5 separate regions of the Homo sapiens genome follow, and regions 1, 2, 3 and 4 are each linked to region 5. The links are chromatin loops, found by intact Hi-C in ENCODE. Cell type or tissue: heart left ventricle. All regions are shown on one strand. Each heading gives the region's core, and the rest is flanking DNA. Links, peaks and the distances in the headings are about the cores only. Region 1 overlaps G6PD (glucose-6-phosphate dehydrogenase). Region 2 overlaps HCFC1 (host cell factor C1). Region 3 overlaps PNCK (pregnancy up-regulated nonubiquitous CaM kinase). Region 4 overlaps BGN (biglycan). Region 5 overlaps ZNF185 (zinc finger protein 185 with LIM domain).

The links. Hi-C counts contacts between places; a loop is a spot of excess contacts. Peaks named below come from ENCODE experiments on the same cell type or tissue, not always from the same donor. Only the 100,000 strongest peaks of a DNase experiment are listed, where the experiment ranks them.
Region 1: it touches region 5 in a loop (22-fold over the local background); 9 of 110 quality-filtered maps call a loop at or near these places.
Region 2: a loop joins it to region 5, with 16 times the contacts of the local background. A loop is called at or near these places in 25 of 110 quality-filtered maps.
Region 3: a loop joins it to region 5, with 4 times the contacts of the local background. A loop is called at or near these places in 26 of 110 quality-filtered maps.
Region 4: it touches region 5 in a loop (2.3-fold over the local background); 25 of 110 quality-filtered maps call a loop at or near these places.

The regions. Positions count from the first base shown.
Region 1 is chrX:154,532,014-154,537,890 of GRCh38, reverse strand. It overlaps G6PD (glucose-6-phosphate dehydrogenase), which reads left to right. Exons shown (of 13, transcript NM_001360016.2): 3 at 1,713-1,750; 4 at 1,846-1,954; 5 at 2,506-2,723; 6 at 3,395-3,553; 7 at 3,731-3,856; 8 at 4,222-4,315; 9 at 4,763-4,949; 10 at 5,089-5,324; 11 at 5,429-5,505; 12 at 5,611-5,703; 13 at 5,801-5,877. Among named protein-coding and RNA genes, the nearest start is that of G6PD, 12 kb to the left of the region's middle. RefSeq lists an enhancer at 3,288-3,882. In heart left ventricle, for the core only: CTCF peaks have their summits at 2,675 and 2,878 (motif pointing right); DNase peaks (open chromatin) are centred at 2,870 and 3,214; H3K27ac peaks cover 272 bases.
Region 2 is chrX:153,951,415-153,956,414 of GRCh38, reverse strand. It overlaps HCFC1 (host cell factor C1), which reads left to right. Exons shown (of 26, transcript NM_005334.3): 16 at 4-224; 17 at 873-2,349; 18 at 2,645-2,808; 19 at 3,457-3,901; 20 at 4,257-4,574; 21 at 4,708-4,826; 22 at 4,928-5,000. Among named protein-coding and RNA genes, the nearest start is that of RENBP, 9.3 kb to the right of the region's middle. RefSeq lists an enhancer at 2,723-2,962. In heart left ventricle, for the core only: a CTCF peak has its summit at 2,864 (motif pointing right); a DNase peak (open chromatin) is centred at 2,894; H3K27ac peaks cover 683 bases.
Region 3 is chrX:153,664,144-153,670,013 of GRCh38, reverse strand. PNCK (pregnancy up-regulated nonubiquitous CaM kinase) reads left to right here. Exons shown (of 12, transcript NM_001366977.1): 12 at 1-281. It also overlaps the pseudogene RN7SL687P. Among named protein-coding and RNA genes, the nearest start is that of PNCK, 6.7 kb to the left of the region's middle. RefSeq lists a silencer at 476-525 and enhancers at 1,735-2,234, 2,235-2,736. In heart left ventricle, for the core only: CTCF peaks have their summits at 565 (motif pointing right) and 1,948 (motif pointing right); a DNase peak (open chromatin) is centred at 1,923.
Region 4 is chrX:153,504,404-153,510,343 of GRCh38, reverse strand. It overlaps BGN (biglycan), which reads right to left. Exons shown (of 8, transcript NM_001711.6): 2 at 5,475-5,723; 3 at 4,994-5,106; 4 at 4,268-4,481; 5 at 3,705-3,815; 6 at 3,421-3,514; 7 at 3,159-3,297; 8 at 798-2,096. The coding sequence starts at 5,712. The coding sequence ends at 1,899. Among named protein-coding and RNA genes, the nearest start is that of ATP2B3, 10 kb to the left of the region's middle. RefSeq lists enhancers at 2,677-2,726, 2,807-2,906. In heart left ventricle, for the core only: a CTCF peak has its summit at 2,621 (motif pointing right); DNase peaks (open chromatin) are centred at 1,858 and 2,633.
Region 5 is chrX:152,956,030-152,961,969 of GRCh38, reverse strand. ZNF185 (zinc finger protein 185 with LIM domain) reads right to left here. Exons shown (of 25, transcript NM_001395254.1): 19 at 2,074-2,271. Among named protein-coding and RNA genes, the nearest start is that of PNMA5, 35 kb to the left of the region's middle. RefSeq lists enhancers at 2,622-2,751, 2,762-2,811. In heart left ventricle, for the core only: a CTCF peak has its summit at 2,911 (motif pointing left); a DNase peak (open chromatin) is centred at 2,989; H3K4me3 peaks cover 938 bases; H3K27ac peaks cover 271 bases.

The DNA of each region.
Region 1 (5,877 bases), core at 878-5,877, 1.6 Mb before region 5:
ATCTGCATGTGTGTGTGAATGAGGCGTATGGGTTTTCCCATGTGCCTTTCTCATCAGGTTTCCGTACCAAGGCTCTGTAGGCCCCATAAGGTGGCTTGGGAAGTGTTCCCCTTTCTTCCTTCTGCAGGAAGAGTTTGCTTCAGGCTGGAATTCTCTTGTGCTTGCATTTTGGTAGAACCCACTGGCAACACTCTCTATGCCAGGGGGTTGTTTCTGTAGGAAGATTTGTGGCCACTGTCCCCTCTCAGGTCCATTGCTCTGTTTTTTGTTTGTTTGAGACGGAGTTTCGCTTTTGTAGCCCAGGCTGGAGTGCAGTGGCTTGATCTTGGCTCACTGCAACCTCCGCCTCCCAGGTTCAAGCGATTCTCCTGCCTCAGCCTCCTGAGTAGCTGGGATTACAGGCATGGGCCACCATGCCCAGCCAATTTTGTATTTTTAGTAGAAACGGTTTCTCCATGTTGGTCAGGCTGGTCTTGAACTCCCGAACTCAGGTAATCCATCCGCCTCGGCCTTCCAAAGTGCTGGGATTATAGGCTTGAGCCACCGCGTCCAGCTGTTTAGTTGTTTTTTTGTTTTTTGTTTTTTGAGACGGAGTTTCACTCTTGTCGCCCAGGCTGGGGTGCAATGGTGCAATCTTGGCTCACTGCAACCTCCATCTCCCGGGTTCAAGTGATTCTCCTACCTCAGCCTTCCGAGTAGCTGGGACTACAGACACCCGCCACCACGCCTGGCTAATTTTTTGTATTTTTGGTAGAGGCGGGGTTTCACCGTGTCAGCCAGGATGGTCTCGATCTCCTGACCTCTTGATCCGCCTGCCTCGGCCTCTCAAAGTGCTGGGATTACAGGAGTAAGCCACTGTGCCCGGCCTATGCCCTTTTAAAAAAGCAACCATGCCAGGGGGTTGTCTGTTTCTATTCGTCTTTTTCAAACACCAATTTCCAGCTTTGTTCATCTTTTCTTTGGGTTAGCTTTTAATTTTATTAATTTTACTTGTCATTATTTCCTATTTTCTTCCTGGTAATTTGGCTTGCAGTTCTATCTTTTTCTCACTTTTTTTTTGGAGATGAAGTCTCACTCTTGTCACCCAGGCTGGAGTGCAGTGGCACGATCTCGGCTCACTGCAACCTCTGCCTCCCGGATTCAAGTGATTCTCCTGCCTCAGCCTCCTGAGTAACTGGGATTACAGGTGCCTGCCACCACACCTGGCTAATTTTTGTATTTTTAATAGAGATGGGGTTTTGCCACATTGGCTGGTCTTGAACTCCTGACTTCAGGTGATCTGCCTGCCTCAGCCTCCCAAAGTGCTGGGATTACAGGTGTGAGCCACCGCATCTGGCCCTTTTTCTCACTTCTTAAGTGGAATGCTTAGCTCCTTATTTTTGAACCACTCTTTTTTGCTAATGTAAGCACTTGAGGTCACGTCTCACAAATGTGGCTACATGGTACTTCTGTCGTCCCTTGGTTCTACTGAATTGAATTTTCAGGTTTTCTCCTGGAACGCAGGAGATGCGTTTATGTCTTCTGGGTCAGGGATGGAGGGCTGGCACAGGCTTGAATCTCGGGGCTCTTCTGTCTGTATATCAGGCAAGACAGACATGCTTGTGGCCCAGTAGTGATCCTGAGTAGTGCCCAGATCACCAAGGGTGGAGGATGATGTATGTAGGTCGTGTCCCCAGCCACTTCTAACCACACACCTGTTCCCTCTGCCACAGGGTGACCTGGCCAAGAAGAAGATCTACCCCACCATCTGGTAAGTGTGTCCCACCACTGCCCCTGTGACCTCCCGCCAGGGACAGGCCTGGTCCTGCCCTGCCCGCACTGGTTACAGCTGTGCCCTGCCCTCAGGTGGCTGTTCCGGGATGGCCTTCTGCCCGAAAACACCTTCATCGTGGGCTATGCCCGTTCCCGCCTCACAGTGGCTGACATCCGCAAACAGAGTGAGCCCTTCTTCAAGGTGGGTGGTGTCAGGGCCTCCCCCAGCCTGGTTCTGCCCTCTCTACCAGCCCCCAGCATGGCCAGCTTCGGGGACCTCCCCCCATCCCATCCCGGGATGCTCTCCTCCTCTCCTGCCCCGCCCCGCCTGCTCTCGTACTTCCTTGAGACCCCCATTACCAGCCCCCGTGACCAGGACCCACAGGTCCCCTCCTGCTGTGCTCTGCTGCGTTTTCTCCGCCAATCATAGTTGGGTGTCATGATTTTGGAGAGAGAGCTTTCTCCAGTGTATTTCTCCCAGGTCAAAATATCCTGAAATCTGGCCTCTGTCCTAAGGCACAGGGGTCCCAGCCTGGGGCAGTGTCTGTGCTGCCTGCTTTGGCCTCCCTCCCTCTGGATGTGCAGAGCTGCTAAGATGGGGCTGAACCCAGTGTGGGACGGGGACACTGACTTCTGAGGGCACCCTCCCTGGACCTCCAGGGAAGACCCTCCACTCCCCTGGGGCAGAACACACACGGACTCAAAGAGAGGGGCTGACATCTGTCTGTGTGTCTGTCTGTCCGTGTCTCCCAGGCCACCCCAGAGGAGAAGCTCAAGCTGGAGGACTTCTTTGCCCGCAACTCCTATGTGGCTGGCCAGTACGATGATGCAGCCTCCTACCAGCGCCTCAACAGCCACATGAATGCCCTCCACCTGGGGTCACAGGCCAACCGCCTCTTCTACCTGGCCTTGCCCCCGACCGTCTACGAGGCCGTCACCAAGAACATTCACGAGTCCTGCATGAGCCAGATGTAAGGCTTGCCGTTGCCCTCCCTTCCCGCCTGCCAGGCTGGCCCAGGCAGTGCTCCCACCACTCTATGAGCGTGTCCGGGGCCGGGGATCTGGGCAGCATCCATGGTGCCGGGGCCATCCCCAGCGGGACCACAAGGTGGCAGCGTTGCTCCACGAAACACCGCCTTTCCGCTCTGCTTCCCCAAAGGCCCGGCCAGGCCGCAGGGTGGCAGCCTTGCTCTGCGAATGCAGCATGGCCCGCGCTGGGTGGTTTCCCAACCCAGCCAGAGGCTCTTGTCCTCTGGCTGGTTTTGAATGCGGGGGTAGTAAAGCAAAGGTCCTCTTCTCATTTTCAAAACCAATGAGGAAGCCATGGCTTGGATGCCTCCTCCCCCTGCTCCCCTACAGGCCTTCAGGCCACTCAGACCCACCGGGGACCCAGCATGAGGCAGGAGGGGAACGGGCCCCCGGCAGCATGCCAGCAATGCCACCCTGGCACCCAGGGTGGGAAGGCTTCCCGGAAGGTGTTGAGCCAGAGGGTCATCTGGGAACACAAGGCACGGGAGGTGGCCACGGGGGCGAGGAGGTTCTGGCCTCTACTCCCCTGGGAGGGCGTCTGAATGATGCAGCTCTGATCCTCACTCCCCGAAGAGGGGTTCAAGGGGGTAACGCAGCTCCGGGCTCCCAGCAGAGGCTGGAACCGCATCATCGTGGAGAAGCCCTTCGGGAGGGACCTGCAGAGCTCTGACCGGCTGTCCAACCACATCTCCTCCCTGTTCCGTGAGGACCAGATCTACCGCATCGACCACTACCTGGGCAAGGAGATGGTGCAGAACCTCATGGTGCTGAGGTGGGGCCAAGCCTGGGCCGGGGGACCAGGGTGGGGGTGGTACTCAGGAGCCTCACCTGGCCCACTGCCTCCCCGAGGACGAATTCCTCCAGAACTCAGACAAGGGTGACCCCTCACATGTGGCCCCTGCACCACAGAGGCCCAAGGTCAGTTCCTCCACCTTGCCCCTCCCTGCAGATTTGCCAACAGGATCTTCGGCCCCATCTGGAACCGGGACAACATCGCCTGCGTTATCCTCACCTTCAAGGAGCCCTTTGGCACTGAGGGTCGCGGGGGCTATTTCGATGAATTTGGGATCATCCGGTGAGAGCTCTTCCTCTCTCCTGGGAGGCTGGCACAGGGTGGCAGAGCCAGTCACCCTGCAGGGCTACTCTTCCCTATCTTGGGGGAGCTCCTCCTCACCCTGCAGTTCAAAACCTAAGTGTCTGAGCTATCAGACCGGGCTGGAAAGGGCTGGACCCCTACACAGCCAAGCACCCCACGGTTTTATGATTCAGTGATAGCATCACCATGTCCTTCCTTGATTTAAGGGGACCTGGAAGACAAGGGGGATCAGGAAGTGAGTCTTGCAGCTTGTCACTAGGAAGCCTTGTTTGGGGTCCCCATGCCCTTGAACCAGGTGAACAGGGCGGGGAGCTAAGGCGAGCTCTGGCCTCTTCCGTCCCCAGGGACGTGATGCAGAACCACCTACTGCAGATGCTGTGTCTGGTGGCCATGGAGAAGCCCGCCTCCACCAACTCAGATGACGTCCGTGATGAGAAGGTAGGGGGTGCACCCCAGTCCCCAGGAGCATGCCCTGTCGCAGGCCCATCTGTGACGAGGCACTGAGCTGGGGTGTGCATGCAGAGCAGGTGTCCTCAACCCCGGAGAAGTCACCACCTCTGAGCACAGCGTGGCCTCCCGGAGGTGACCTGGACTGGCAGTCATGAAGCCCAAGTTGTCATGTCCCAGGCCTGACAGTCACTATGTGACCAGGGAAGGCCATTGCCTCTCTGGGCCTCAGCTTGTTCATCAGAATAGACTCGAGATGGACCAGGGTGGTCCTGGAGGGTCCTCAGGGAGGGGCCCTGAGCTGGGCCTCTGGCAGGGTGAGCAGAGCCAAGCAGGGGCCTCCTCCTGCCCTGAGGGCTGCACATCTGTGGCCACAGTCATCCCTGCACCCCAACTCAACACCCAAGGAGCCCATTCTCTCCCTTGGCTTTCTCTCAGGTCAAGGTGTTGAAATGCATCTCAGAGGTGCAGGCCAACAATGTGGTCCTGGGCCAGTACGTGGGGAACCCCGATGGAGAGGGCGAGGCCACCAAAGGGTACCTGGACGACCCCACGGTGCCCCGCGGGTCCACCACCGCCACTTTTGCAGCCGTCGTCCTCTATGTGGAGAATGAGAGGTGGGATGGTAGGTGATGCCTTCGAGGCCCAGCAAGGCAGAACTGGGCATGCCCTGTGTGCGGGCACTGGAGCTCCCACTGAGACACTCACGCACTGGTCCACACCCTGAGAGAGCTGGTGCTGAGGCTGCCCTTTCCGCCACGTAGGGGTGCCCTTCATCCTGCGCTGCGGCAAGGCCCTGAACGAGCGCAAGGCCGAGGTGAGGCTGCAGTTCCATGATGTGGCCGGCGACATCTTCCACCAGCAGTGCAAGCGCAACGAGCTGGTGATCCGCGTGCAGCCCAACGAGGCCGTGTACACCAAGATGATGACCAAGAAGCCGGGCATGTTCTTCAACCCCGAGGAGTCGGAGCTGGACCTGACCTACGGCAACAGATACAAGGTGCCCTACAGAGAAGGAGCAGTGTGGAGGGTGGGCGGCCTGGGCCCGGGGGACTCCACATGGTGGCAGGCAGTGGCATCAGCAAGACACTCTCTCCCTCACAGAACGTGAAGCTCCCTGACGCCTATGAGCGCCTCATCCTGGACGTCTTCTGCGGGAGCCAGATGCACTTCGTGCGCAGGTGAGGCCCAGCTGCCGGCCCCTGCATACCTGTGGGCTATGGGGTGGCCTTTGCCCTCCCTCCCTGTGTGCCACCGGCCTCCCAAGCCATACCATGTCCCCTCAGCGACGAGCTCCGTGAGGCCTGGCGTATTTTCACCCCACTGCTGCACCAGATTGAGCTGGAGAAGCCCAAGCCCATCCCCTATATTTATGGCAGGTGAGGAAAGGGTGGGGGCTGGGGACAGAGCCCAGCGGGCAGGGGCGGGGTGAGGGTGGAGCTACCTCATGCCTCTCCTCCACCCGTCACTCTCCAGCCGAGGCCCCACGGAGGCAGACGAGCTGATGAAGAGAGTGGGTTTCCAGTATGAGGGCACCTACAAGTGGGTGAACC
Region 2 (5,000 bases), core at 1-5,000, 990 kb before region 5:
CAGGTGTCACGACCCTAGGCACAGTGACAGGCACCGTCTCCACCAGCCTTGCCGGGGCGGGGGGCCACAGCACTAGTGCTTCCCTGGCCACGCCCATCACCACCTTGGGCACCATTGCCACCCTCTCAAGCCAGGTGATCAACCCCACTGCCATCACTGTGTCGGCCGCACAGACCACGCTGACAGCGGCAGGCGGGCTCACAACCCCAACCATCACCATGCAGGTAGGGCAGGGCCTGAGGCCACGTGTGGGCGAGGGACCCCACACAAGTGGAAGCACGTGAGGCTCACGCCGTCCGTCCACAGGCCTTTCCTTCCTGGTGTTGCGCTGCTGCCGGGTGCAGCCATGGCAGGCCTTTCCTCACCTGGGGCATTTTCCCTGGTGTCACATGGTCCCTGTGTCATAGTCCGTGGTTTGGCTGTCATGGTTTGGCCATGCCTGGTGTTTGAACACCGGGTTCTTCCTCTCGCAGTGTTCTACAGGACGCCGCAGCTCGTCTGCATGTGTGTGCAGTGTTCTGTTCATACATATTAAGGAAAACGGTGAAACGTTTGTTGTTGGCCTTTGAGCATTGAGGGGGATTTCCATTCTCTGACAAAGGACTTGACTTCAGCCAGCCTCCTGCCTTCCCCTTGCCCTGTCCTCACAGCCTCTTCCTCATCCCAGTTGCCTTTGAGGCAAAGTGGTGCCTCTTCCCTGGCCTCTGAGCAAGTCAGTGTCTTGGGGGCAGGGGTGAGTGGGTCTTACGTCTGCCAGGGCCGTTGAGAAGTGGTCAGTGGTCCCAGCCTGTGTGGTGACAGTGCAGGACAGTGGGAGGGACAGGCAGACAGCCAGCTGCAGCACTAACTCTCCTCCTCGTGTGTCTCCCCAGCCCGTGTCCCAGCCCACCCAGGTAACTCTGATCACGGCACCTAGTGGGGTGGAGGCCCAGCCTGTGCATGACCTCCCTGTGTCCATTCTGGCCTCCCCGACTACAGAACAGCCCACCGCCACAGTTACCATCGCCGACTCAGGCCAGGGTGATGTGCAGCCTGGCACTGTCACCTTGGTGTGCTCCAACCCACCCTGTGAGACCCACGAGACTGGCACCACCAACACGGCCACCACTACTGTTGTGGCTAACCTTGGGGGACACCCCCAGCCCACCCAAGTGCAGTTCGTCTGTGACAGACAGGAGGCAGCTGCTTCTCTTGTGACCTCGACTGTGGGCCAGCAGAATGGTAGCGTGGTCCGAGTCTGTTCGAACCCGCCCTGCGAGACCCACGAGACGGGCACCACCAACACCGCCACCACCGCCACCTCCAACATGGCCGGGCAGCATGGCTGCTCAAACCCACCCTGCGAGACCCACGAGACGGGCACCACCAACACTGCCACTACAGCCATGTCGAGCGTCGGCGCCAACCACCAGCGAGATGCCCGTCGGGCCTGTGCAGCTGGCACCCCTGCCGTGATCCGGATCAGTGTGGCCACTGGGGCGCTGGAGGCAGCCCAGGGCTCTAAGTCCCAGTGCCAAACCCGCCAGACCAGCGCGACCAGCACCACCATGACTGTGATGGCCACCGGGGCCCCGTGCTCGGCCGGCCCACTCCTTGGGCCGAGCATGGCACGGGAGCCCGGGGGCCGCAGCCCTGCTTTTGTGCAGTTGGCCCCTCTGAGCAGCAAAGTCAGGCTGAGCAGCCCAAGCATTAAGGACCTTCCTGCGGGGCGCCACAGCCATGCGGTCAGCACCGCTGCCATGACCCGTTCCAGCGTGGGTGCTGGGGAGCCCCGCATGGCACCTGTGTGCGAGAGCCTCCAGGGTGGCTCGCCCAGCACCACAGTGACTGTGACAGCCCTGGAGGCACTGCTGTGCCCCTCGGCCACCGTGACCCAAGTCTGCTCCAACCCACCATGTGAGACCCACGAGACAGGCACCACCAACACCGCCACTACCTCGAATGCAGGCAGCGCCCAGAGGGTGTGCTCCAACCCGCCATGCGAGACCCACGAGACGGGCACCACCCACACGGCCACCACCGCTACTTCAAACGGGGGCACGGGCCAGCCCGAGGGTGGGCAGCAGCCCCCTGCTGGTCGCCCCTGTGAGACACACCAGACCACTTCCACTGGCACCACCATGTCGGTCAGCGTGGGTGCCCTGCTTCCCGACGCCACTTCTTCCCACAGGACCGTGGAGTCTGGCCTAGAGGTGGCGGCGGCACCCAGCGTCACCCCCCAGGCTGGCACCGCGCTGCTGGCTCCTTTCCCAACACAGAGGGTGTGCTCCAACCCCCCCTGTGAGACCCACGAGACGGGCACCACTCACACGGCCACCACTGTCACTTCCAACATGAGTTCAAACCAAGGTAAGTGAAGGTGGCCAGCCTGGCTTTCATGGTCTCCCAGCCCCCCAGGCTGAAAGGCCAAGACAACGATGGCGGGGGTCCGTCCAGAGTCCACCAGTCAGGCTCCTTGGCACCCAATTTACCAGTGGGGAGAGCTGGGGCGTCCTGGCTGTACCTGAAGCAGACAGAGGTCTCCAGGAGCCTGTCCTGCCTTATCTGGCCCTCCCCTTGGTGGTAGAGGAAGCCTGTGGTGGTCAAGCCAAGTACAGGCCGGGGGGGCTCCTGCTGAGCAGCCGCCTGCCTGTCGCCCCCACAGACCCCCCACCTGCTGCCAGCGATCAGGGAGAGGTGGAGAGCACCCAGGGCGACAGCGTGAACATCACCAGCTCCAGTGCCATCACGACAACCGTGTCCTCCACACTGACGCGGGCTGTGACCACCGTGACGCAGTCCACACCGGTCCCGGGCCCCTCTGTGCCGGTAAGAGCCCAGGGGGCCGTGTTCTTCCCCGCCTTCCCGGCCTACGCCCGTGCAGTTCCACACTCAGACGCCAGATGTCGCTCTTGTACCAGGCATGGGGCCGCTCCTGGTCCCTTTTCCGGACCATAAAAGGGCAGCCTCGGTGCCTGCTGCGGCAGGAGGCAGGAGCCTCACCGTCCCCCGCATCTCTGGGGCGCTTTTATTTCTGGGACTGGTTCTCATCGCGTGTCACTTCACCGCAGCCTGTATAAGACATGGCGGGGGTCTGAGTGCCCATTTGTCCAGGCCAGGGTGACTGAGGACGGGTTAAACCTGACCGGGGGTCTCAAGGGCCTTTCTCCTCATGCTGGTCAGAGAACCACTGTCCCCTCCCTATTTAACATGGGCTGGAGCTGGCCCATCAAGAATGAAAACTTAGGCCCACAAGGAAAGGTGAGGGCTGGCTTGCTTCTCAGCCCTGCTGCCTGGCTCTGGCCCCTCTCCTCCCCTCTGACAGGGGCTTCTCTCCCTTTCTAGAAGATCTCATCAATGACTGAGACTGCCCCAAGGGCTCTGACTACTGAAGTCCCCATCCCGGCCAAAATAACAGTGACCATAGCCAACACAGAAACTTCTGACATGCCCTTCTCTGCTGTTGACATCCTGCAGCCCCCAGAGGAACTCCAGGTGTCGCCAGGTCCTCGCCAGCAGCTGCCGCCACGGCAGCTTCTGCAGTCGGCTTCCACAGCCCTGATGGGGGAGTCCGCCGAGGTCCTGTCAGCCTCCCAGACCCCTGAGCTCCCGGCCGCCGTGGATCTGAGCAGCACAGGGGAGCCATCTTCGGGCCAGGAGTCTGCCGGCTCTGCGGTGGTGGCCACTGTGGTGGTCCAGCCACCCCCACCCACACAGTCCGAAGTAGACCAGTTATCACTTCCCCAAGAGCTAATGGCCGAGGCCCAAGCTGGCACCACCACCCTCATGGTAACGGGGCTCACCCCCGAGGAGCTGGCAGTGACGGCTGCTGCAGAAGCAGCTGCCCAGGCCGCAGCCACGGAGGAAGCCCAGGCCCTGGCCATCCAGGCGGTGCTCCAGGCCGCGCAGCAGGCCGTCATGGGTGAGTGCCGGTGCAACCCTGGGGAAGCCGGGCCGCTCGGGGGAGCAATAGGCCGCGGAGACAGCCTGGGAAGAGGAGCCCATTTCCCTCGAGGGTGGCATGAGCCAGATGTGATGGGGAGGACGAGCACAGGGGACCCCAGGCAGGCCAAGTAGTAGAGACTGCCGTGTAGAACAGGCTGGCTGGGGTTAGCGCCTGGGAAACAGGCAGGGCCCCTCGGCCAGGGCTTAGCCTACAGTGGAGCACGGTAGGAGGTGGACGGGGTCTCTAGGACAGGCTTTGGGGGCCTCCGCCCGGGCTGCCCGCTTCTGGCCAGCCTTCCTAGTAAGTAGTGTTTCTCTCGACCCTGGAGCAGGCACCGGCGAGCCCATGGACACCTCCGAGGCAGCAGCAACCGTGACTCAGGCGGAGCTGGGGCACCTGTCGGCCGAGGGTCAGGAGGGCCAGGCCACCACCATACCCATTGTGCTGACACAGCAGGAGCTGGCTGCCCTGGTGCAGCAGCAGCAGCTGCAGGAGGCCCAGGCCCAGCAGCAGCATCACCACCTCCCCACTGAGGCCCTGGCCCCTGCCGACAGTCTCAACGACCCAGCCATTGAGAGCAATTGCCTCAATGAGCTGGCCGGCACGGTCCCCAGCACTGTGGCGCTGCTGCCCTCAACGGCCACTGAGAGTAAGCGACTGAGGGCGAATTGGTGCTGGGGTGGTGGGGGCACCCAGGGAGGTGAGGGCAGGACGGGAGGCTCGGTCTCACTTGGGAGCCAGGTTTCCCGAGTCTTTCCCGCTGACACCTTCTTTCTTCCTAGGCCTGGCTCCATCCAACACATTTGTGGCCCCCCAGCCGGTTGTGGTGGCCAGCCCAGCCAAGCTGCAGGCTGCAGCTACCCTGACCGAAGTGGCCAATGGCATCGAGTCCCTGGGTGTGGTGAGTCGGGTGTGTTGGGGCTCCTGAGTCCGTGGCCTGGGGGGCAGCACTGCCTCTAGGTGCTGAGGGCCTGATCTCGTCGCACCGATTCTGTCTTGCAGAAGCCAGACCTGCCGCCCCCACCCAGCAAAGCCCCCATGAAGAAGGAAAACCAGTGGTTTGATGTGGGAGTCA
Region 3 (5,870 bases), core at 1-5,000, 710 kb before region 5:
TGTGGCGCATGGCGCTGGGGTTGGAATGGGGCACCCCCAAGTCTGTCCCCAGGCTCTGCCCTGCCTGGGGGCAGTGGCTCCCCTCCCCTGTTGCCTCTCCCGCCCCTGCCCCCCCCGCCCCGCCAAAAGCCGAGGGGGTGCTGGCAGGCGGGCCTCAGGGGCTGTCTTTCCTGCACGGCTGTTGTGTGCTTCGCTGAGTGTGGGTGGTCCTGCTTGTGTCATGGTCATGGCCTTCCAGCCCCCTCCAGTTTTCCCCAAACCAATAAAGAAAGATACAGCAATGGGCCAGTGGTGACCTGGGGGTGCGGCGAGTGTGGAGGGGACCTGGTCACTTGTGGGAAGGAAACCAATGAGAGCCTGCCACACGGCTTCGCCCACTGCCACCTGAACCTCTGCTTCCCCAGACAAGTTTCCAACTGTCCAAAAACTTCCTGTCCCCTCCCCCCAAAGCACCAACAAGTGGCAGCGTGGCCGGGCAGCTCTGCCACCCCAGAGGTGTAACTGCCCAGCCTTGGGGTCCTGGGACAAAGTGGAGGCAGCGCACGCCTGCTGGGCTGCCAGCAGGGGGCGCAGTCAGGAGGCTGAGTGCTGGCTCCAGACCCCCAGGGATGTGCTCCAGTGCCCCTGCCATGCAGGGCCGGGCCTGGGGTGCCTCAGCCAGGTGCCTGGGACTGGGAAGGGCTCACAGGTGCATGGAGGGCGACCAGAGCCCAGGACTGTCACCTTCCATCCCTCCCTCCCTTCCCTTTCTTGATGGCCAGAGGCCATCTTGTCGAGCAGAAGAGTAGGGGACCCCAGGGTCAGGGGGTGAGAGGAGCTCCTTGTCCAGGAGAGGGCGACACAGGGCCCTCTTCCCCTCTGCTGTGCGGGGGCTTTGGAACCCTCAGGCTCCAGGCTGGGGTAGACCTGGGCTGGCAGCTGGGGCTCTGGGAGCAGTGGCAGCTTGGCGGTGGCTTCTGAAGTGGAGAGCCGTGGCCTGTCCTCTGGTCTGAGTGGCCCCAGCCCCACCAACCTCCATTTTGGAGGGGCCAGGGCTCCAGAGCCCTGCCTTGCTGGGTCCCAAAGCTCTGCTGGCCCCTCTAGGCCTTTCTCTTGGGCCCATCAGGGGAAGACCCCTAGAGCCACTTCTTGGCCCCAGCGAGAGTTCCAGGCAAGCTGGCCACCCCTCCCTCCACTCTGAGACCCTTGCTCCCTGCCAGCCCTCAGAGTGTAAGCCTGATGACCCATGGCTTGACTGGCGAGAATGGTAGAGAAGATCACTCTCCTTGTTGAACTTTGGGCCCCAAAGGGAGGCGGTGAGGCTCAAACCAAGGCTGGCCTGGGTCTTGTGGGTGAAGGCTGGAGTGGGGTTCAGGGTTGGAGCCAGGGGACCTGGCTTCCACCAGGGAGAGCAGGCTGGAGGTGGGTGGGCAGCCTCCTCCTCCATCCCCACAGCCGCTCCCAGGCCATCCTTCGCTCCAGGCTTTGGGCCCCACAGGGGACCTCAGTCAGCCAGTACCACGGCTTCCTCGCCTCCAAGACCTGTCCCACCTGCCCTCACCCCTACGTGGGGCCTTGTTGCCTGTGGGCACCCCTGCTGTGGGCCCCCCTTCCCATCTTCTCTGTTGTTCACACTGGACTCCCACGATACCTACTTGCTGTTGTTTTGGTCAGATGTTGACTGAGCCTCTACTCTGGGCCAGGTGCTGGGCACTGACCTGGGCCTATCAGAAGAGGCGCCTGCCCTCCAGGAGGACGCCCTCTATTGGAGGGGTGGTTTTACGGGGATGATAAAAATGATCTTTGTGGGTCTGGGAGCAATGAGCAGGAGTGCCAGAGCCAGCCTTACAGAAGAAACCGGCACTCGCTCAGAACAGCCAGCTCTTCCAGTCCAGGCACGTGGCCAGATCGCTTCGGCTTGGAGCTTAAGCCAGCTCTGGGCTGCCTTGACACAGGGTGCAATATGGCCTCCCGTCAGCAGGGGGAGCCACGGCCCCATCTTTAGACGTCCATTAGCCTCCCTAGTTCCTTCAGCACCCTGGGCAGCCTCTCAAATCCATTCCTCTCCGCGACTGCCCCTACCCCACACCCTGCAAATCCTGCCTTGGGGAAGTCCAACCTTGGGGGAGAGGTCCTGCCCATCTGTGATAGGGGCGAGAGGGGGAACCCCCAGGTCAAGCAGAGGCGGCACCCCTCCTTCATCCCTCCGAGACCGCATATGAGGAAGGCAGTTTGGGTCACCTAGGCAGTGGGATGGCAGCCTGGGAGAGAGAAAGGACTGGTTTAGCCAAAGGCAAAAGGTGGTGTGTGTGTGTGAAGTGATGGCAAGGGAGCTGTGCTGGACACTGTGAGGGCTTCTCAGGCTCAGGGCTGGTGCTGAGGCTGGCAGCAAGAGGAACGGGCCAGACCAAGCCTGGCAGGGGAAGGAGCTGGAGCTGTAGTCTAGGAGCAGTGGGGAGCCATCGAAGGGGTTTGTAGCCAGAGAGCATCCTTGCCCAGTGTGGGTTAGGTGCTGAGCCGGGGCCGGCTGCTAGGAATTGGGGTGTCTGGAACCAGACCAGAATTGAGGGTCAGGGGAACCCTGGTGGGCATCACAAAAGGAAGCTGTCTCTGCTGTTCTGGGCCACACAGGGTGGGTCACGTGCTCTATCTTGAAGCAAACCTGTGGGTAGCGGAGTTTCAAGGGAAGCTCAACCTGTGGGTCCACCCTAGGGACAGGGAGACACGGAGGTGGTCCTAGGAGCTCTTTGGGAGTCATGTGGACAGGTCTTGGTGATGGGTTGCAGGTGGGGAATGAAGCGGGGGGATCCAGGTAGATCATGTTTCTGGCAGCAGAACATTCATCAAGAAGAGTTCAACGGGCATTACTTTGGGGGAGGAGTAATGAGATTGATTCTGGATGTGGTGAGTTCGAGGTGCCTGACGGGCATGAAAGTAGACTTACTTTTCACCCTTCTCTTTGCAAATATGTATCTAGCATTGTATCTGGTATTTCTGGAAGGCTTATTCCTTTTAATAAAAAGAACACTGATCCCTCGAGCCCAGGAGTTCGAGACTAGCCTGGGTAAGATGGCGAGAACCCACCTTTACAAAAAAAAAAAAAAAAAAAAAGCATGCTAGTAACGACTCTTTATTGAAGAGCTTTCCATGTATTAACTTGAACCTCACCTGTGAGATAGCTGCTATCATGATCATCATCCCCACTTCACATATGGAGAAACTGAGGCATACAGAGGCTAAGTGAGCCAAAGCCATACAGCTTGTGGCACAGTGAGGATTTGAACCCACACTCTGCCACTGCATCCTCTTGCTTGCATCCATGCAAGCGAGGTCTTGCTTGGGACATGATTGTGTGGGGAATTGAAGAAAACAAGGCGGCATTCTTTCCCCACTTCTCTTTGTGAATGCAAACTCTGTGTGTCTGAAGGAAAGAGAACCCTGGGCTGGGGGAACCCACGCTGGATTTGAGTTGGGGTCTTGCAGATGGTTTGTGTTGCCATTTTTTTTTTTTTTTTTACGAGATGAGGTCTCACTGTGTTGCCCAGGCTGGAGTGCAGTGGCTATTCACTTCACAAGTGTGATCCTACTACTGATCAGCACACGAGTTTTGACCTACTCCGTTTCCGACCTGGGCTGTTTCACCCCTCCGCAGGCAACCTAGTGGTCCTCTGCTCCCAGAATATTGATGCTGAACTTAGTACGGACACCTGATGGACATAGCACACTACAGCCCAGAACTCCTGGGCTCAAGTCATCCCCAACCTCCCGAGTAGCTAGGACTACAGGTGTGAGCCACCATGCCACCTGGCTTGTGTTGCCTTTAAGCTCCTCTGTGCCTCAATTTTATGTCCTGTTAAGTGGGAACCAGGGAGGTCTTTGCACAGTGGTGGAAATGGGGCATGGGAGCTGGGCCCTACAAAGATCCCTTTGGAGTTCGGTGTGAGCGATGGCCTGGAAGTGGGGCAGGGCAGGGCTGGTGGCTGGGAGACAAGCCTGAACCATGTGGAGAACAAGGCAAGAGATGTGGGACTACTGGAAAGATGGAGCTTGGTCATCGACTCAATGGGGGTGGTGGGGGGGTTGTGAGGGAGTTGAGGATGCTGCCAGGGAACCCGGGAGAGCAACAGGTCTGTTGAAGAGACGAAGTGACCAAGTCGGGCCCCCTGGCCAGGCGGTGGCTGAGTTGGCACTATAAGCCACATGTTTCTTCCTGCCAGGCACTGTCTGGGCATGTGGCAACCATGTTCTCCACCCCACCCCAGCTTCATCCACGGATCCCTATCACTAGCCCCAACACCAGGTGGGCAAGATAAGAAGTATGGAATGTTTCAGAAATAACAAAGAATCCCGTCTGGTTGAGGGAGGTTGTGAGAGGAGGTGGGTAGAGATCAGCCTGGAAAGTGAACTTTCTCAAGAGGGCACTGGGAGCCACGGACGTTTTAAACAGAACAAGTGACAGGATCTGATTTTTGCTTTAAGATAATTTTTCAATATTTTTCAACCCTATTATCTGCCCCCTTTTGAGAAATAGAAAAAGCCCATGCTTACTATCATGCTGGTCTTTAAAAAACAAAAGCTCATGCCCATCTCTCCAGAGCTCCTCCCTCACACCCCGTGGAGATTTCCACAGTTTCCCTCACCCCAGGGAACCAAGTCTTTCCTCACATGATGTCCTGAGTAGAGGCTCAACTGCTTTTTGCCAGTTTCTCCTTGTAGTTCTTTCAATTATTGCTTTATGTATTTATAAGTTATGTTATTCAGTGTATTTGAGTTTAGAATTGGTATGTATTTTAGGTAAGTTGAATATTTGATCAAAATATAGTGATATATGTTAATACTAGCAATGATTTTCCCTTATAGTCTACTTGGTCTGATATTAACATAGCAACTATAACTTTTTTTGGTTAACATTTAACTGGTATAGTTTTTTCAATCCTTTTCCGTTCAAATTAAAAATTTGTTTTTATTGAGATACAATTCACATACCATAAAATTCACCCTGTAAAACGTACAATTCAGCAGTGTTTAGTATATTTACAGTGTTTTGCAGCCATCACCACCATCTAATTCCAGAACATTTTGATCACCCCAAAAGGAAACCTTGTACACATTTGCAGTAGCTCCCCATTTACACACCGCACCCCCCCCCACCAGTGCTTGGCAACCACTAATTGACTTTCTATCTTTGTGGATTTGCTTATTTCAATATTTCAAATAAATGGAATCATACCATACATGGGCTTTTGTGTCTGGCTTACTCTTACTATGATGTTTTCAGGGTTCATCCATATTGTAGCATGGATCAGTACTCCATTCCTTTTTACAGCTGAAGAATATTTTATTGTATGGATAGACCACATTTTATTAACTATCGATGGACATTTGGGTTGTTTCCACTTTTAGCTGTTGTGAATAATGCTGCTATGAACAACTGTGTGCAAGTTTTTGTGTGGATGTGGATTTTCAATTGTCTTGAGTATATACCTAGGAGTAGAATTGCTGGGCCATATGATAACTCCATGTTTAACTTTTGAAGGAAATGCCAAGCTGTTTTCCAAAGCAACGGCACCATTTTACATTCCCACCAGCAATGCGTGAAGTTCAAATTTCTCTCCATCCTTGTCAACACTTGTTATTGTGTGTGATTTTTAAAATAGCCATTCTAGTGTGTGTGAAATGCTATCTCATTGTGGTTTTGATTTGTATTGCTCTAATGACCAATGATATTGAGCATCTTTTCATGTATTTATTATTTATATATCTTATTTGGAAAAATGTTCATTCGAAACTTCTGTTCTTTTTTTAATTGGATAATTCATCTTTTAATTGTTGAGCTGTAAGGGTTCTTTATGTATTCTGGATATTAGATCCTTATCAGATATATGATTTGT
Region 4 (5,940 bases), core at 387-5,386, 550 kb before region 5:
AAGACGCAGTTATGTGTGAGGAGCCAACACGCAGTGCCAGGCTGCCATTCACGCGGGCCCTGCCCACTCTATTTCCGTTGGGAGCCTGGGCTGCCCAGGGAAGCCCCAGGTCCCGCCACCTGCTCTGAGGCTCTTCGTGCAGGGCCGAAGGAAAGTCACAGGCGGTAGCGTTGCTCTGGGGACTGTCCCCCTCCAAGCTGTCCTTTCCAGGACGACCTGTGTCCCCAGCATGCAGGCTTTCCCGGCCCTGACCTGGATCCTCTCTCTGGATGCTGCGTGTGTGGGAATGCCTTGCAGCCCAGGCTCGGCTCTGCCTACACACAGTGTCACCTGCCAGGGGGCTGGCAGGGGAGCCAAGGCCAGGCCAGTGCAAGTGGGTGCACACAGCACCCTGCCCTGGCTCCATTGGGCCCCTTCCCTCCTGTGTCACCCCCTGGGTTTTGGCGGTGCCTCGTTGTGAACCCTAGACTCCATGGAGCTGGGCAGGCCGGGCCCCGCTTAGATTTCCAGGCTCTAGCCTGGCGCCCTGCAGTCGGCGTGCTCTTGGCAAACGCTCCACGCTGAGAGGGCAGGTGCCATTCAGGCCTGGTTGGATTCTGGAGCCGCGTCTCAGGACAGCTGGGGCCATGGAAGTGTCTAGAAGGGAGGGGAAACCTCCCTAGTCCGGGCTAGCCCAGACCTGAGGGTGACGGGGCCCCTCTTCTGAGGGTGACGGGGCCCCTCTTCTGAGGGCAAGGAGCCCAAGGGCCAGGAGGGGCACGGAGAGGCCAGGCCGCCACAGGAGCAGCGCACGGAGCCACGTTGCACGGTGTTTCTTTAATGGAAAGACAGCCACCGACCTCAGAAGCAGCCCCTCCTTGCGCTGGACCAGAAGGATAAGGGGAGACCTAGCCACCAGTGGGCCAGTGGGGGTGAGGGGCTTCTAGGAAAACCGGTGTCTGGGACTCTGGCGGTTGATGGTGTCATCTGCGCGGGATGCTGGGCCTCCACCTCCCAACCTCCTCCGGGACAGTACAGGTTTGGGGGCAAGGCCTGAGCAGGGCAGGCTGGGGAGACTGCTGTCCCTGGGGTTTTGTGGGCAGGGGCTGGGTGCAGGCCGGACAGACAGAAAGCAGTCCCAGCTCAAGGCAGAAGGCCAGAGGGTGTGGAGTGAAAGGGACAGGCGAAGCCAGGTTCGGAGAGATGGAGGGAACAGGCCACCAAGCTCAGAAGCGAGAAAGGTCTGAGGAAGCACAAGACACACACACACACACACACACACACACACACACACACACACACAGAAAGAGAGAGAGAGAGAGAGAGAGAGAGAGAGGAAGGACGGGGAAAGAGAGAACAGAAGGGAGGACTGGTCGAAGGGCCAGTGGAGCAGGGGTCTGGGAGGGACAGGCCATGAACTTGCAAGGGGGCTGAGGGGAGCCGCAGAGTCGGGGAGGGTTGAAAGGCTGGAAATGCATGAGGAGGAGGAACAGAACATGTGTGTCTGGACAGGTGCGGCAGCCCTGGCAGAGCCCACTGTCCCCATTCTTATGGACCGCCTCCTGGCTGCTGACCCAGGGACTGTTCTCCTAGGACTGGAGCCTTGGACACTTGGGTTTGGGAGTGAACGAGAAAAAAGCTTCATGGGGTGCCTCTGGGTGGCTGTGGTGGGAGAGCAGGGGCAGCTCTGAGGCCAAGGGAACATGTGATGGGGGCCGGGCCTTGCGCCCACCTGCACCCTTGGGAGCCAGGGAGAGGCGGTGATGGGGCATCGAGCTGGGGTCAGGGACCCGAGGTGGGGGGCTGGGTTGGACGCAGCTGGGCCCTGGCTTAGCTTCCTGGCTCTGCCTCCCCATCAGGATGTCTGGCTGTGTTCCCCAGAGACCCCCACTGAGGCCCCGCGGTGGCTGCAGCTGCCTCTACTTTTTGTAGTTGCCAAACTGGATGGCCAGGCGGTCAGTGACGCAGCGGAAAGTGGCCGGCTGCACCTCCCAGTAGGGCACGGGGTTGTTGAAGAGGCTGATGCCGTTGTAGTAGGCCCGCTTCACCCCGAAGCCCATGGGACAGAAGTCGTTGACACCCACTTTGGTGATGTTGTTGGAGTGCAGATAGACCACCTGAAGGCAGAGAGGCCGGGTCACGGCAGGCCTCCCTCCCTCCACGCCAAGCCCGCTGCCTCCAGGAGGCATTTTGCTGTTGCCTCTGCACCCTACTTCAAGGGCCACACCAGAGGCTCCCCGTTGTTGGGAGGAGCAAACCAAGGCATGGGCGTGTTATTTGTGTGGGTGTCAGCCAGGATTAAGGCACTGGATGTGACCAGGGACAAGGATGAGGGTCTCAGGTGGGTCAGGTTGAGGACATGTGGGGGCGGGGCTGGGGTAGAGGTGTGTTTGGTGGTGTGAGGTGGAGGAAAGGTGGCCTGAGCCTCGGGGGAGCACCCTCACACTCCATGGGGCATGAGAGGAGAAAGAGCCCTTGGGATGCCCTCCTCTTTCTTCCAGTCAGCAGAGGAGCTCGCCCTCTAGCAGCCCCTCCAACTCTCTGGAGCCACCGTCTTGCTGTCTCTGGGAGGAGCGGAGGTGGGCAGGCGAGGCGCCTGCTGGGTTGGGCTGGGAGCCCAGTGCTGGTGAACATGACAATGGCCACTAGAGGGCGCACTCGGCCCAGCATGGGCATGGCCTGCGCGGTGCTGGCTCGCAGCTGGTGCGGATGGGGGTGCTCCAAACACTTGTGGATGGAGCAGGGCTGGGCAAGACCAAGATCACCCACCTGGTTGCGGGCCAGGCCAGGGATGGAAGCTCCCGATAGAATCCCAGGCAAGACCCTGCTCCCCCTCGTCAGCCTACTTCCTGCCCTGGGCGGTCACTGTCTTGGCACAGATCTGTGCACTCCCACGCCCACAGTTTCTCGACTCCCTGGACTCTGCCACATCTTTCTGGTGTCCGACCCACCTGGAGACCCTCGGGTCCAAGAGCTACCAGGCTGCCTTGCTCGGTATCCACCATGGAGCCCCTGCTCCCTGCCTCCTCAGCACCAGCTGGGAGCATCAGGACCGCTCCCTTGCAGATGCCCAGAGCCGGTCGGGAAGGAGGGCCAGGGGACTGAGGGACTGCCCGGGGACACACACGCCTCCCCCAGCCCAGCCTTAGGGAACCTGGCTGTGCATGCCCAGCTCTCACCTGGAGGAGCTTGAGGTCTGGGAGCCCTGAGGGCACCCTGGCCAACTTGTTGTTGTCCAAGTGGAGCTCCCGGAGGGTGGGCAGGAAGCTCAGGCTCCCGTTCTCGATCATCCTGATCTGGTTGTGGCCTAGGCCCAGCCTGTGAGCGGGAGAATGACACGGACTCAAAGGCTGGAGGTAAGGATGGGGGGCTGGGCGCGAGGGGCCACACAGCACTGAGGGACTCTGGCATCACCCTTGGGCGGTGCCCTGCTGGCCTCACCTGTACAGCTTGGAGTAGCGAAGCAGGTCCTCCAGTTCGATGGCCTGGATTTTGTTGTGGTCTAGGTGGAGTTCATTCAGGGTCTCAGGGAGGTCTGCCAGGAGAAGAGGGCACAGGGGAGAATGCAGGTGCTGAGGGCAGGGGCCCTAGCTCTGCCCCAGGTGGCGGGAGGGGACTGTTGAGCCTTTCCCTGAGTAGATCGGGCCCATCCAGAGCCCCCACCCTGGCCATCTGTGCTGTTGGGGGTGAGGCAGGCAGGCGTGCAGGAAGAGTGGGCTTCCTACCTTTGGGGATGCCAGTCAGCTTGGCCTCTGAGATGCGCAGGTAGTTGAGCTTCAGGCCATCGAAGGCTCCAGGTTCAAAGCCACTGTTCTCCAGTGGGTTCCCGCCCATCTCTAGGGGAGAGACCTCATTAGCCCGGGAGCCTGGTGGTCCCTGCACAGCCCTGGGTCCTGTCACTTCCGGGCCAGTGTGGTGGGCCCTGCTACCTGCCGGCTGCTCCCGTCTCCTGAAAGCAGTTCTGCTAATTTACCGGGCTAATTGCAAACTCCTAGCTGTTCAGGACTGCTAGCCCCAGGACTGCTAGCTCCAGGGGCAGCAAGAGGAAAGGGAGGAGTGCCAGAGATGAAGATGGGGCTCCCGGAAGCCACCCGGCCCCTCTGGCCCAGTCTTCTCTTTAGCCGTGGTGATCGCCTGCATGGAGGATTTGCCAAGAAATCCATGGATTTTCTTTTGACCGTTCTCACCATACTCTTTCTTGAACTGAGCCTCTAAAGGTATCCCTTGGTCTCCCTTCCCCATGCCTCGAGACAAGGCTCTGGAATGTTCTGGGAGGCCCTCAGCTCACCGATGCAGTTCATGTTCCGGAGCCCGCTGAACACTCCCTTGGGCACCTTGCGGATGCGGTTGTCGTGGATGCGGAGCTCCACCAGGGAGCTGGGTAGGTTGGGCGGGATCTCCACCAGGTGGTTCTTGGAGATGTAGAGCTTCTGCAGCTTCCGCAGTGGGCTGAAGGCCTTCTCATGGATCTTGGAGATCTTGTTGTTCACCAGGACGAGGGCCTGAAGCAGGGTGGGCGGAGGAGGTGAAGGCACAGACTCCCCACCCCACCCGCCCCTCTCTCCTGCCTTCCTGTGCCTCCCCAGCCCACTGGGCCTCGAGGAGGTTCAGTCCATGCTTGTGAGCAGAGTGCAGGGCAGGAGGCAGCACCCAGGCCCGGTCCTGAGCCCCAGCAGTGCCACCACTGCCTTGCCGCTCCAAGCCTCAGTTTCCTCACACGCACACTGGCTACAATGAAATCCGTTCTCCTCTGTTGCTGGGAGGAGTGGACGTGATGAAACGTTTTCAGCCACGAAGGGAGCCGAACTGAGCGATCCGGTCCTGCAGCTGTGGTTGCTCAAACCCACATGAGTGAGCCGCAAACCCGGGAGCTCCCATCACGGCTGGCTCCAGGCTTCACCCTGAAGCCCCACGAGTCCCCGAACCCCTCTCATACCCCACACGTCCACGCACATGCACCCACCCGGACCCCTGCCCTCTGCTGTAGGCCTGCTGGTTCCTCCCAGCTCCTTACGTAGAGGTGCTGGAGACCCTTGAAGTCATCCTTGCGGAGCTCGGAGATGTCGTTGTTCTGCAGGTCCAGCAGCGTGGTGTCAGGGGAGATCTCTTTGGGCACAGACTTCAGACCTAGGGGCCCCACCCCCATCACCAGCATGAACTTGAGACCTAGGGGCCCCACCCCCACCACCAGCATGAACTCGAGACCTAGGGGCCCCACCACCATCACCAGCATGAACTTGGAGCCATCCAGCCGACTAGCCCCACTGGTAGGGAGGACCGGGGACACACACACAGGGACACTGACGGGCACACGGGGATGCCACCACAAGTGGGCACAAACTGCACAGCTCACAGCCAGACGGCTGGACCCCTCCTACACTTACATCATGCTCGCCACCGTCCCACAGGACCAGCATGTGTCCCCTTCAGAAGGGGCTCTCAGGCTGCACCTGAGCCTCCCTGCATGCCCCGCTCCCCATCACTCAGGGACAAACCCAGGTCGGAGCACTGAACCACCCGCAGGTGGCAGTGGCAGCCGAAAGGACACATGGCGCTGTAGGTGGGTGTGACAGAGTCCGGGTCCAGGACGCCCGAGGTGTCAGCGCCCGAAGCTTCCTCATCGTTCATCATGAATGGCCCATCGTCCAGGGTGAAGTCCCAGAAGCCTCTCTGCTCAAAGGGCAGGGCCTGGCTCAGGGCCAGCAGAGACACGAGGCGCCACAGGGGCCACATGGCGGATGGACCTGGGGGAAGAGGCGAGGGGATCATCAGCACCAGCACCCACCTGTCTTCTCCATGCCAGGGGCTGGTGTTCCGCGTGTGTGGTGGCACTGCGTTCCCATCCCTCACCAGGGACGGCCAGACCCTGGAGCGGGAGGCGGAGAGGGCGGAGTGTGGGCAGAGGGCTCCAGGCAGGAAGGGAGTGGATGCTGCTGGCAAGGAGGGTGCCCCCTCCACTCC
Region 5 (5,940 bases), core at 519-5,518:
TCCTGGGCTTATCACAAATGGAGGGGCAGTATGGATGCCACAGCGATGAACAGTACAGGCTCTGATCTCTGTCTGGATTCTAATCTCGGTTAGGCCACTTCCTGGCTGCAAAACTGCCAGCAAATTACTTAACCTCCATCTGCCTCAGTTTCTCCATAATAAAAGCACCTCCTTGAGTTGGTGTGAGAATTAAATGAGTGAGTCCACATAAGGCATGCAGAACAGTGCCTGCACATTCTCAGCACACAGCAGGTGCTAATGGTTATTACGATCATGCTTATTCCTTAGTGGACTATGTGCTCTTTGAGGGCGGCTGGATGGGGCCTTAGCCATCGTGTTCACTGTGTACATGGCTGCTCACAGGAGGCTCTTAGTATGCAGCATCTCTAGCCGGCGGCCCATGGCTCCTGGTTATTCCCAAACTCATGGCCACTTTGGGAAAAAAAAATCTCTGGGGAACAAAGGGAGCTCTCAAAAGACACGTGCACCTTCTTTCACCATCATCAACTGCAGCTCCAGGCAGTGATAAAGCAAGGACCTCTGGCCTCACACAGAAAAGGACCAGAGGGAAACTGAGGCTGGCTGCTGGCATGCATCCCATGTGTTAGGTTTGAGAGACCAGAGCCAGGCTGAGGAATGCAAGAGGTCAGCAAAAATTTTCTTTGCTGAGTTCCTTGGCAAGATAAAGCTAGCACAGCCCTCTCCTCACCCTGTTCCTGAAGCCACCCTATCAAAGCAATGGATCATGGCAGGAGAGTGAAGGCAGAGCCAGAATACTTCATTGGCAGGGACAAGATGAGGAAAGACTGGAAGCTGGTCAAGGGAATGACCTGGAACTGGGAGACAGAGAGAGCACAGAGATCACAGCAAGGCAATGGGTCAAAATCAGTTAAGTGGACAGGACGATCGCCACAAAATACCAGAAATAAGGACATCTTGAAAATGCAGCCAGTCCTGCCTCGAACTGGAAGCCTCTACCACATGTCCTGCCAGTGCAAGAGCCAATAGGTGGGTTCCCAGTGACCAAAGCTGGATGTGAGAGCCAGAAAATTCTGTCACAGAGAGGGAGATGAAGTTCACCTGGCAGGAATGGGTAAAATGTCATCAAATCATGGCATTCTCTCCTGCCCTCTAGGCCCTGCCCATGTTGCAATGGCTGTGAAGCACTTCCTGAGACCACACTGTTTCCAGTTCAACAACTCCAGTTTTCCATGGATTTTTGGAAATGACAATTGACAGAATGTTTCAGGATGATATAAAATCTGATACTAGATTGCCTGTAAAAACATTTTCAAAACTCAATTATTTTCAAATGTGAAAAAATATGCTACAAGTCACCTAGGATTTCAAAATTGGGAAAGTTCTTACAGCTACCACAAACATCACAATTGGGTGTGGATCCACACTGATCTACAAAGGCCAGAAGCCAGGAAACTACCACTTTGGGAGACCTGAGCTGCTCACAGAAAAGCACAAGCATCTGGTGTTGTCTGTTCCCTAGTACCTGGCTGTTCCTTGGTTCTTGGTCTCTCTCAGAAAATTCAGAGCCCCTGTTTCCTCAGGCTACTGCTGCCAACTTCTTGCAATCAATGAGCAACCCTGAGTCAGCACTGTGGAGCTACATTACTGTCCAAATCCATGGCCATCCCAGTGCTGATGGCAGTGGAAGAGCTCATCCAACTGGTACAGTTGTTATTTCTGGCAGTGAATCACATCCACACCATGGCACACCTTGCTCAGAGAGTTTCCATCTCCATTAACAGAAAAAGCAACCTATATCCCTCCCCTGACCCAGGTTTCCAGGTTCGAACTGGCTGCCAGACAACCTGGTTCTCTGTGCATCCTTTCTGTGCCAGACTTAGTCTAACAGATTTGATGCTATGGCTCCAAGCTGAAACCCATGAATATCTACCCCTGAGATGCTGGTTTCTCTCCTTCCCTCTGGCTCCTAACCACACTCACCTGCAGAGGATAAACAGGCATGCCTAGTGTGTGGGGGTTTGTCCTGGGTTGCTGCCCTGGACAAAAACACTGGCTCTAGCAGGTAAGGTCCCAGTGCAGTTTGGCTCGTACCTGCTGGTGCAGCTCTCTCGTCTGACGAATTGCTCAGATCCGCTGGGGCTGTTCTGCTGTTCTGGGGTACTGGGATCTGCAGGTTGCTGAGTGGGTACAGCTGGGTCTCCTTGGCCACCTCTTGGGGCTCCAGGCCTGTCCTGCCAGGCCTCTCCGACCTTGGTGGCCACATCCTTCCCCTCAAAATCAGTCAACACGCTGAGGAAGAATAAGACCCTTATGAAGTGAGTGCCCTGAGACTAGACTTTGTTCTCCCATGGCAGGTAGGCTGGCTGTCATGTCTCGTGGACTTGGAGGGACTCATCTCCCCAAGAGTGGGGCAGACAGGAAGGAGGCACAATCCCCACCCCAAGGAGCAGTCAGTCTCCTCCTCAGTAGGACCCCCGCAGTGCTGCTCCTTTCTGACAAGGGCAAAGTCACCTGACGACTTCAATGAGGTGTTAAAAGACATCGTCTTCTGGCTGGAAACACACTGGTATTCTTGTCCCCATCCTCCCACTGCCATCTCTCCTTTCTCCAGTTCTTTCCCGCCTCCGGCCTCTCTAGGAAGACCTAAGCCATTCAGCCTTCTTCCCTGACCATGGTGCTCAAGACCTGTGCGCTGGCCAGGCTCATCAAATACCCGGCAGTCTAGGGAGGAGCTTCTCCCCCAAGCTACCCTGGAGGGCTCGGTAGGGGCAAGGGTAGGGGAGTGCGCACGTGTTGGTCACCAGATTCCCAAATCCGCTGTTGACCCCACAAAGGGGGGAAGGGCCAGGAGAATCCAAAATTTCTTAGGCGGGGCCATTATGAGAACCCTAGACCCATTTGTGATCCTCGAGCGCCATCTGGCGGCAGGAACCGGGACTGCTGCAGAAAAAGCCTCTCCACGGTCGATCTCGCCCAAAACAACCATTTTCTTTGTTGATCGTCTCATTTCCCGGCGAGCACCGCAGGCAGAGTCTGCGGCTGCAGGAAATGGCGGCACGCGCAGGCGTACTCACGCCGGCCGCACCCCGGCCTGTGCACGCACGATCTCAGCGCGCGTGCGTGCACCCGCCCACTTATCGTTGTGACCGCGTAGTTTTCACATGTGGAACCTTCTTGTCTTCTTTATTGGAAGTAGTCATAGCTATTCCTGGAAAGCAATAGCATTTTCATCCCCTGCCCCCCTTTTTTTTTTTTTGAGACGGAGTTTCGGTCTGTCGCCCAGGCTGGAGTGCAGTGGTGTGATCTCGACTCACTGCAACCTCCGCCTCCCGGGTTCCAGAGATTCTGGGACTACAGGCGCCCGCTGCCACGCGTGGCTAATTCTTTGTATTTTAGTAGAGACGGGGCTTCACCTTGTTGGCCAGGCTGGTTGTGAACTCCTGAACTCAGGCAATCCGCCCGCCTCGGCCTCTCAAACTGCTGGGATTACAGGCGTGAGCCACCGTGCCTGGCCATCCCTTTTTTTTTACAGATGAAAAAGTTGACATAAGGGTCCAATTTGCAACTAATAGTAGTCAAAATGGAACTTCCTTGTTCCTGCTGCAGTTCAACCTGATCAGGTGACTCCTGCTACATACACTTTTAGCGTCTCTAAACTTAGTTCCTCCCACCTAACCCCAGCTGCTTCTCTTCCCCTTCCAGCAGCCAAACTCCTTAGAAAGAGCTGTCTACGCTCACTCTTGTCACCTTTTCCTTCCTTTCTTACCATCAACATTCCATGGAACCTATTAATTGCTTCTGGAAAACTGAGTTCCTTCTGGGTTACACATTACGCCCGGGAGGCAGCAAATTCTTACAGAAATGGTGACATCTTACGAAAGATAACTTACAGTGGAACATTCCAAATGAACAACAACACACTGAAGTGCATTTTAAAAAAAAATTCTTTTGTGTTGTGGCTTGGCTCCCGGGGCAATGGTGCAGAGAGCCAGATCACCAGGGCCACTCAGGGAAAGGGAGCCCAGAAGCCTGGCATGCCAGCAAAAGGGTAAATATCTCTTCCCAGTCAGATTTCAGGCTTCTCTCTCTCTGTGCAAACTGATTGTAAAATCACTGTTTATCTCCTCTGTAAAATTTTAATTAATGCAAAAAGGAATTCTGAGGCTGTCTAGTCTTAAGCTGTAGTCAATCTGGTATATTTTGTGCTATAAAGTCGTTTTTCTGTGTCGAGGGGTACCTTAGGATAAAACATGGGCTTGGGCCCCCATAAGCTTGCTGCTCAAGATGGCCCAGCAAGCTGGTCAGTGACAAACTTTGCTGCAGGTCCCTGAAACCAACAAAAAACTGGACAAGGTCGCCATCCTGTTTTATGTCCTTGGGAGCTTGACCTTGTAACCATGTGGCAGTACTTTCTCCTTGTCTCTACCTTCCAGGGAACAGGAATTTTAGGGTTCATATCATAGTTAGTTCTAAAAATTATCTTGACTAGTTAAAAGCCTTTGCAAGCTCAAAATTAACTACTCTAGACTCCTTCTGGGCTCAGTAGTTAAGGTTTTGCCCTTTCACAGTGGCAGTCTGGGTTCGATTCCTGGCTTAGGAAATAAGTCCTTTCTGGTTTAATATCTGCATGACCTTGTCTATACCTTTCTCCTCCATGGACTGTCTTAAATTTTCCTTTGAGCACCTGGGAGTTCGAGACCAGCCTGGCCAACATGATGAAACCCCCTCTCTACTAACATACAAAAAAAAAAAAATAGCCAGACATGGTGGCACACGCCTGTAGTCCCAGCTGCTCCAGAGGCTGAGGCAGGAGAACTGCTTGAACTGGGGAGACAGAGGTTGCAGTGAGCCGAGATCATGCCACTGTCAGCCTAGGCGACAGAACAAGACTCCGTCTCAAAAAAAAAAAAAAAATTAACCTTGTAAAAAATTTTATGTATGATAATACTAAATTTAAAAGGGTATTATTAGGTTTTTCCATAAATTGAACATGGACATAAAAGCACAACAGGTTTTCTTAGAGCACTAATCTGCTCTTCAACAAAAATTGTAAAGGGTTATAAAAGGTTTATAAAATTCTTACCTTATGTTCAAACTGATTAAGATTGAATACATTTGTCTATAAGGTTTTATTTAAGAATTGGGTTTGACATCGATAATGCACTAATGCAACAGTGACATTTGGCTTATTTGGTATAAAAATCATGGGAGGCATTGTCAAAATAAAAATACTGTTTTGTTTTGTTTTGAGACTGAGTTTTGCCCTCGTTGCCCAGGCTGGAGTGCAATGGCATGATCTCTGCTCACTGCAACCTCCACCTCCTGGGTTCAGGCGATTCTCCAGTCTTAGCCTCCCGAGTAGCTGGGATTACAGGTGCATGCCACCATGCCTGGCTAATTTTTCTATTTTTAGTGGAGACAGGGTTTCACCATGTTGGCCAGGCTGCTCTTGAACTCCTGACCTCAGGTTATCCGCCTGCCTCGGCCTCCGAGAGTGCTGGGATTACAGGTGTAAGCCACCGCGCTTGGCCAATAAAAATAATGTTTAATCTTCAGGGTATATTTTTAGTGAATTATATTAATATATATTCCAAAATTATATGGGGTTTCTAAAATTCTAATATGTATATCAAGTGCAGATTATAAAAATTCAGTCATACAGGATTAATGAAAAGATCACTTAGTGAAGTGAGTAGACTCTTCGTCTAGCTCATTCTTTATTTTATTTAATTTAGGCAGTTTGTTTTATGGGGACCTCAGGTAAACAGCATACTTCAAACTCTGGGTATTATCCTACTGGTAGTCATAGTAGTCTCCCCAGTGCACTGTATTCTCTCAAAGGTTTCAAATGTTTGCATGCAGCCATCTCTGAAATGTCAAATGGTCTCTCTTCAACTGGAATAACAAAACTGATTGAAATGTATGATTATGAGGACATCATAACCTATGAATGACATG